2 separate regions of the Homo sapiens genome follow, and region 2 is linked to region 1. The links are chromatin contacts, found by Hi-C or POLR2A ChIA-PET in ENCODE. All regions are on one chromosome and are shown on one strand. Each heading gives the region's core, a stretch centred on a gene start or an enhancer-like site at or near the end of the contact. The rest is flanking DNA. Distances are from core to core; before and after follow the strand shown. Region 1 holds the start of CDC42EP1 (CDC42 effector protein 1). Region 2 holds the start of ANKRD54 (ankyrin repeat domain 54).

Evidence for each region. A loop is a pair of places that touch in the nucleus more often than their neighbours do. ChIA-PET counts read pairs that join two places held with the same protein, here RNA polymerase II (POLR2A). Pooled maps may share reads with other maps.
Region 2: a loop to region 1 is called in a pooled map, with 2.9 times the contacts of the local background. The contact joins the promoter of ANKRD54 here to the promoter of CDC42EP1 in region 1. A Hi-C loop is called at or near these places in 1 of 50 pooled maps. POLR2A ChIA-PET finds 5 or more read pairs at or near these places in 2 of 52 experiments (PC-3 and activated T-cell).

What each region holds. Positions count from the first base shown.
Region 1 is chr22:37,558,941-37,562,190 of GRCh38, forward strand. It overlaps CDC42EP1 (CDC42 effector protein 1), which reads left to right and starts at 1,540. Exons shown (of 3, transcript NM_152243.3): 1 at 1,540-1,648. RefSeq lists enhancers at 2,176-2,782, 2,783-3,250, 2,859-3,088.
Region 2 is chr22:37,842,437-37,845,721 of GRCh38, forward strand. ANKRD54 (ankyrin repeat domain 54) reads right to left here and starts at 1,898. Exons shown (of 8, transcript NM_138797.4): 1 at 1,475-1,898. The coding sequence starts at 1,802. MIR658 (microRNA 658) reads right to left here and starts at 1,935; the gene lies at 1,836-1,935. RefSeq lists a silencer at 1,369-2,068.

The sequences.
Region 1 (3,250 bases), core at 290-2,789:
AGACCTTGTCTCCTCCACCTGCGGGTAAATACAGCTCCTCATCCCCGGCCACAACAGCGCTCAGCCAGTCTCCTTCAGCCGGGTTTGCCTCCGCTGCAGGGTCCTCCACTCCCAGCCTTTGCTGTGCTGTCCCTTGCCAGCTGTGCACTGTGCATTTCCACTGCCCTTCCCTCTGCCTACACGTCCTTTAAGACTTAACTCACAACCATGCAGTGGCTCACACCCATAATCCTAGCACTTGAGGAGGCCAAGGCAGGCGGATCACCTGAGGTAAGGAGTTCAAGACCAGCCTGGCCAACATGGTGAAGCCCCCTCTCTACTAAAAAATACAAAAATTAGCCGGGCGTGGGTGGGTGCCTGTAATCCCAGCTAGTCCGGAGGCTTAGGAGGGAGAATCGCTTGAACCCGGGAGGTGGAAGCTGCAGTGAGCTGAGATCATGCCATGGCACTCCAGCCTGAGCAACAGAGAGAGACTCCGTCTCAAAAAAAAAAAAAAAAAAAAAAAAAAAAAAAAAAAAAAAAAAAAGAGAGAGAGAGAGACTTAACTCAGGTATCATCTCCTCTAGGAAGATTTCCTGAGCCCCCAGGCCCTGCAGGAAGTATTAGGGACCTCTCTGTGCCCTGACAGCCCGAGGACTCTATAGTCAGATGGGAGTAGTCAAAGGAGGGCACAACAACGGGAGGCAGGGGCCAGAGATCTATCTCCCCTCCTTGAGGATGGCACAGGGTCCCGGGTATGGCTGATTCCCTGCCCTCCATGGAGGTGGGCGGGGTGGGGGGAGGGTCTGTAAAGTCTCTGAGATGCGACTTCATTTACCTGCCGAGCAAGCCTCCTAGGTGCTCTTGGAGCAGGAAACACTTCACACAACATCTGATGCTGCTATTATCTATCCCACTTTCAGATCAGGAAACTGAGGCAGAGAAAGGTAAGTAGTGACTGAGGCAGGACAGGAGCCCAGGCTGTCCGGCTCCAGGGTCCCGGTCTTGACGGCCACTCTACCCCACTCTACCAGTCGCCCCAGTATGGCTGTCTTCCTCCTGGGCACCGCGGGGCCTGTACCGGATGGAAGGGAATGAGAATGGGGAGCAAAGGAGTGGGCATGTCATGCCTGTAAACATCAAGGTTTAAAGGCCCAGGCATTCAAGGCCTCAGATCGAGCTTCCCGGTTCCCCGAACTCCCGCAGGGCGCGGCTGGAGGGCCCAGGAGGGAGGAGAGTTCATCAGGCCTGGACGCCCCAAGCAAGGCCACGAGGGGAACCGGTGGAAGAGGGGTTGGCGGCCGGGGACCGGAGTCGCCTCCCCGGGGCAGCCCGCACGTTCCCCGGCTGGCCTTGTCCGGGGTGGCGAGCAGAGGCCTGGCCTGGCCCCCCAGCCGCGTCCCTGCCAGCTCTCGGCGGCCGCGAGGACGGTGCCGGGGAGGGGGCCGGGGAGGGGGCCGGGCCCCGCCCGCGGGCGGGAGGAGACGGGCGGGAGGCGGGAGCGCCCACACCCCGCCCCCGCCCCCGGATCCAGCCCGCGGAGCCCGCGGCCAGGGCGGCGCAGACCGGCCCAGCGACTCTCCCGGGCTGCCAGCCGGGACGCGCGGCCGCCGCCGCTGCAGACGACGAGTCCGCCCTCGTCCCGCGCCCCCGGGGCTCGCGGAGCCAGGTAACAGCCCGGGCGCGCGGGTCCTCGGGGCGGAGGCCGTGGAGGCCGGCGGGTCCCGGCGCCCGCGGGGACTCTGCACCCTACTAGGCTCCCGGGGCCGGAACGGGGACGGGACCCGCCCGGGAGAGGCGCCCCCGGGTGCCCACAGGAAGGCCGGGCGCGGCCGCGGAGCCGCGCGAGGAAACTCCGAGCTTTCGGGCTTCGTGTCCCGTTCCAGGCTGGTGGAGGGGGCAGAGGATCGGACACGGCTGAGCGGCCAAAATGCGCGAGGAGGGGGCGAGCCGAGGGGCAGAGCGGGGGCTGTCTCCGCGCCTTCCTGCGCGGGGGAAGGAAGGGCCGGGGCGGGCAGCGGGCGACGCGGCGGAATGTCTCCCCTCCGCCGAGGCCCACGCGGAGAGCGGGAAGTGGGGGGTGGGGGGCCCGGGGAGATGGACAGGCACCCTGCCCCCCTCCCCGACCGCCGCATTCCAGGCTGGAGCCGCGGATGAGGTCATCCCGTCCGGTTCCCCTCCGGCCAAGACAGCCGGTCGTCCCCTTCCCCCGCGGAGCGACCCTCCGCGTCCTGAGCCCCGTCCCCCCAGGGAATGTTGGATGGCCGAAGTCTTTCCCGGACTTCCAATCCCGGCCGCCCTCCAGATTGTTCTGCCTTTGCCCCAGCAGTGCCAGACCCGCAACATTCGAAGCCCTTTTCCTAGACCGGGAAACTGAGGCTTAGAGAGTAGGGGGGACTGGCCGGGAGGCCGCAGCGGCACTAAACGTGGCGCGGGGACCCGAGACGCGGCCCGCAGCCGCTCCGTCTCGCTCGGTCCCGGGCTGGTTCGGCTCTAACTCGGGGCGGTGGGCACGAAGCGCGTCTCCTTTCCACTTTCCCCGTCGCTCCCTAATGGCCCACGGTGCCCCCCTTGGAATACGGAGGACCGGGTCCCCTAGCGCGACTGCGAACAACTAGCTACCCCGTTCTGGCCTCAGTTTCCCCGTCTCTCCACCTTGAAGCGTCTGGACTTTGAGGAGCAGGAGAAGTCAGCCGACCGGTTTAACCCCTTATTCCAGGGACCAGAGCAGGTTTGGGGGAGCTGCCGTAACCATGACAGGGACCCGCTGTCCAGCGGTGGGGGGGGGCGTCACCCAGCTGGATGCCCGCAGGAAGTGGGCTGTGTGCACCCGAGCAGTGGCCTCCAGGATGAGACGTGGGCCCCTGGCCAGCACTGCGGCCTGCGGGTGACCCCCAGGTGAATGCCAGGGTGCAGCCGCCCCCGCTCTCCTTCAGACCCGCCCTTGGCCTCCCCGCGACCACATGTGCCTCCACAGCGACCCCTGTTGGCCCGATCCCGGCTCCAAAACTTGTTCTTGCGTCATTCCCACCATTGAGTGAGCTCAGGCCATGTGCCCAGGCCCTGACTATCCTCTATAGGGTAAATATAAGGACTCCAAGGACACTGAGGCTGTGTGGTGACCTCCTTGCCCAGGTCACAGGCAGTGAATCTGCAGAGCTGGGTCTCCTGTCTTCCCAGGCCTGCACCTGCACCCCACACCGGGCTCAGCACTGGGCATCCAAGCCCTCCAAATCGTCTTCCCCATTCCCCATCGTCTTCACCCCCACCC
Region 2 (3,285 bases), core at 648-3,147, 280 kb after region 1:
TATCATCTGCAAAACAAGGCTGAGTTGTTCTGCCAGCCCCGAGTTATTGCAAATGATTTACACAGAAGCTCTTTGTGAGCTGGTTACACAGATAATCTTATATTCTCCTTCAAAGCAGGTCGTTCCCAAATGATTTGCCTAAATTTGGTATTTCCTAAGCAGATTTTCCCCCTCCAATGGCTAATGGAAAGCAATGTCTTTGTCATCGGAGATATGGTCAAAAATTGCAATTCAGATACATGACAATTCCTTGCTTTCATACAGCACTTTATGGTCAATACAACGCTTCCAAATTCTTATTTCATCTTCGTGACATCACTAAAATATGGCTAGAGTCATAGCCAGTCCTGGAAGAAATCCCCAAAGTCCCCATTCTTAATCTCTCAGTGCCTGGGTTTCCATGTCACCCATGCATTGTAGAAGACAATATGGTAGATATACCAGAGGAGAAGTTTGAGTCGGGCTGACCCGGATTCTAATACCAGCAACAGCCACTTGCTATGTGACCTGGAATAAGACAATTTCTCTGAGCCTCAGTTTCCTCTTCAGTAAAGTGGGAACAATTTCTATGTCTCAAAGAGTTCTTGTGAGGACAGATGATCATGTATCAGCAGTGTTTGGGGCACAGCAAAGGCAGCATAACAGCTAAACATCCATTACCTTACTTAACTCATCCCATTTTACAGATGAGAAAACTAGGGCTGAGGCCGGGCCAGTGGCTCATGCCTGTTATGCCAGTACTTTGGGAGGCCGAGGTGGGTGGATCACCTGAGATCAGAAGTTCGAGACCAGCCTGGCAAACATGGTGAAACCCCATCTTTACTAAAATTACAATAATTAGCCGGGCTTGGTAGTGGGCGCCTGTAACCCCAGCTACTCGGGAGGCTGAGGCAGGAGAATCGCTTGAACCCGGGGGGCGGAGGTTGCAGTGAACCAAGATGGCGCCACTGCACTCCAGCCTGGGCAACAGAGCGAGACTCCGTCTCCAAAAAGATAATAATAATAAATAAATAAAAATAAAAAAATTTAAAAAGAAAACTAAGGTTGAAAGGGTCTATCATTTGCCCTAAGGTCTAACTGTGGTAAAGGAGTCCAAGTCCGTGCATTTAAACAAGCTGGTACGACTTGGCTGCAGGCTCTGGCCTCCCCTCTCCATGATAATAAAAGTGTTCCCCAGTACCTCATTTTATTATTCACCAATAAGCGTTCCGAGTCATGGGAAGTTTCCATTCAGAAATTACCCAGTGAGAGAAGACTGGGGTGACTGGCTCAGAGCAGGAAGACTTTCTAAAAAAACCATCATCACCATCGTTACTGAAAGGAGACTCAAGGGTCAGTGTGGCCCTCAGCGCAGACGTCGGGGGACCCCGGCTGAGGGTCGGGGGCGACCAAAGCGCGGCCACTGGTCCTCTGAGGCCCCGCCCCTCGCCCGGGCTGCCCCGCCCCGGGCCCCCGCGCCGCTCGCGCCGCTCACCGTGCACCTCCTTGCCCGTGGGCCCGAGCCGCCGGTGGGGCCTGGCAGCGCGCCTCAGCCGGCCAGCGGGTATCTTGCAGCGCAGCTCGTCGCGCGGCTCCGCATCCTGCTGCCACAGGACGTGCAAGTAGCGCAGCGGCGACTGGGCCCCGCCGGACGCCCGGCCCGAGAGGCCCGCGCCGCCGCCGCCCAGCGCAGACCCGAAGTCAGCGAAGGAGAAGAGGCCCTCAGCGTCAGTCAGCGGCTCCGGCGCCACCGCGCACTCGCCCTCCGAGCTCGAGTGGCCTGAGCGCGGCTCGTCGTCCGCGTCCCCGGCGGCGGCTGCCATGGCAACGGCTCCGCGCGGGCCTGGCCGCCTGAGCCTCGTTCCCGACCGACCAACGGACCTACTTCCCTCCGCCCTGAGTCGTGCTGTCAGCGAGCTGGCGGGCGGGCAGGGCCCGCAACCACGGCAACCGAGCGGGGGCGGGCTCAGGCCGAGACAGAGCGGCGAACCAATGACTACCCTTCCAGCTTAAACCGGTCCCAAAACCAATCGGAAAGGGAGGGCACAGTACAAGCAGGATAATTGGACAGGGTTTCCGGCAACGTGACTGACAGACATTGTAACCAATTACAAACTTGAAGTGACCTTGGCTTTCGCTGTACGTCGCTACCGGAGCCAGTAAAACAGCATTTCAGACGCTTTTTTTTTGCGACGGAGTCTCGCTCTGCCGCCAGGCTCGCGATCTCGGCTCACTGCAACCTCCGCCTCCTTGAAGCAATTCTCCTGCCTCAGCCTCCCGAGTAGCTGGGACTACAGGCGCGCGCCACCACGCCCAGCTAATTTTTGTATTTTTAGTAGAGACGGGGTTTCACCATGTTGGCCAGGATGGTCTCGATCTCTTGATCTCGAGATGTGCCGGCCTCGGCCTCCCAAAGTGCTGGGATTACAGGCGTGAGCCACCGCGCCCGGCCTTTTTTTTTCTTTTTCCTCTCCATTTCCCAGTCTAATGAGAAAACAAGCAGATACCTTAGCAAATCAGATTAAGATGATTTGCAGGCACTCACAAAGGAAAATGAAGAAGCCACGCCATCCATGTAGATATAGATGTTGTAAATCAATGAACGCAAAAAAAAAAAAAAAAAAGAACTTCCCACAAATGCATAATGTACGTGGGAAAGGGAAAATGTGTTGAAATTTGGAGATACCACTACAAACTGTGAGTAATAGTGTCTAAATGCAATGGATTTCCTTTAGTCAGAGTTCTCTAGGTAACCCCGACGTAGATGACTGATCTACAAAGATTTGTAATACAAAGTGATTACATTAGAGCAATAGTTTAGTTCGACAGCCAGTCACTGAGCCAGGTAACTGCTAGGTCCTGGACACAGGATCAGACTTGGTGCCCCTGAGATGCTCACAATCCAATGGGAGAAGACCAGGAAACAAATAAGTGTTCCTCAAGCAACATTTCATGGGTGCACGTTTTCATAAAACTTCTCACAATCCCGTACCCCACAAGCACTTCTATAAAGTAGACAAGAAGGACCATCCCTATTTTATAGGTGAGGAGTTGAAAAGCAGAGGGAAGAGACTCATTCACAGTTGCCCAGCTCTCACCGGACCAGGTCTTGTGTCCTGGCAAAAGTTCTTTCCATATATAAACCCTCCCACTCAACCCAGTTAAAATGTAATCTTTCCGCACGGTGGGTCACGCCTGTAATCCCAGCACTTTGGGAGGCCAAAATGGGCAGATGACAAGGTCGGGAGTTCAAGACAAGCCTGGCCAACATGATGAAACCTCGTTTCTACTAAAAATACAAAAATT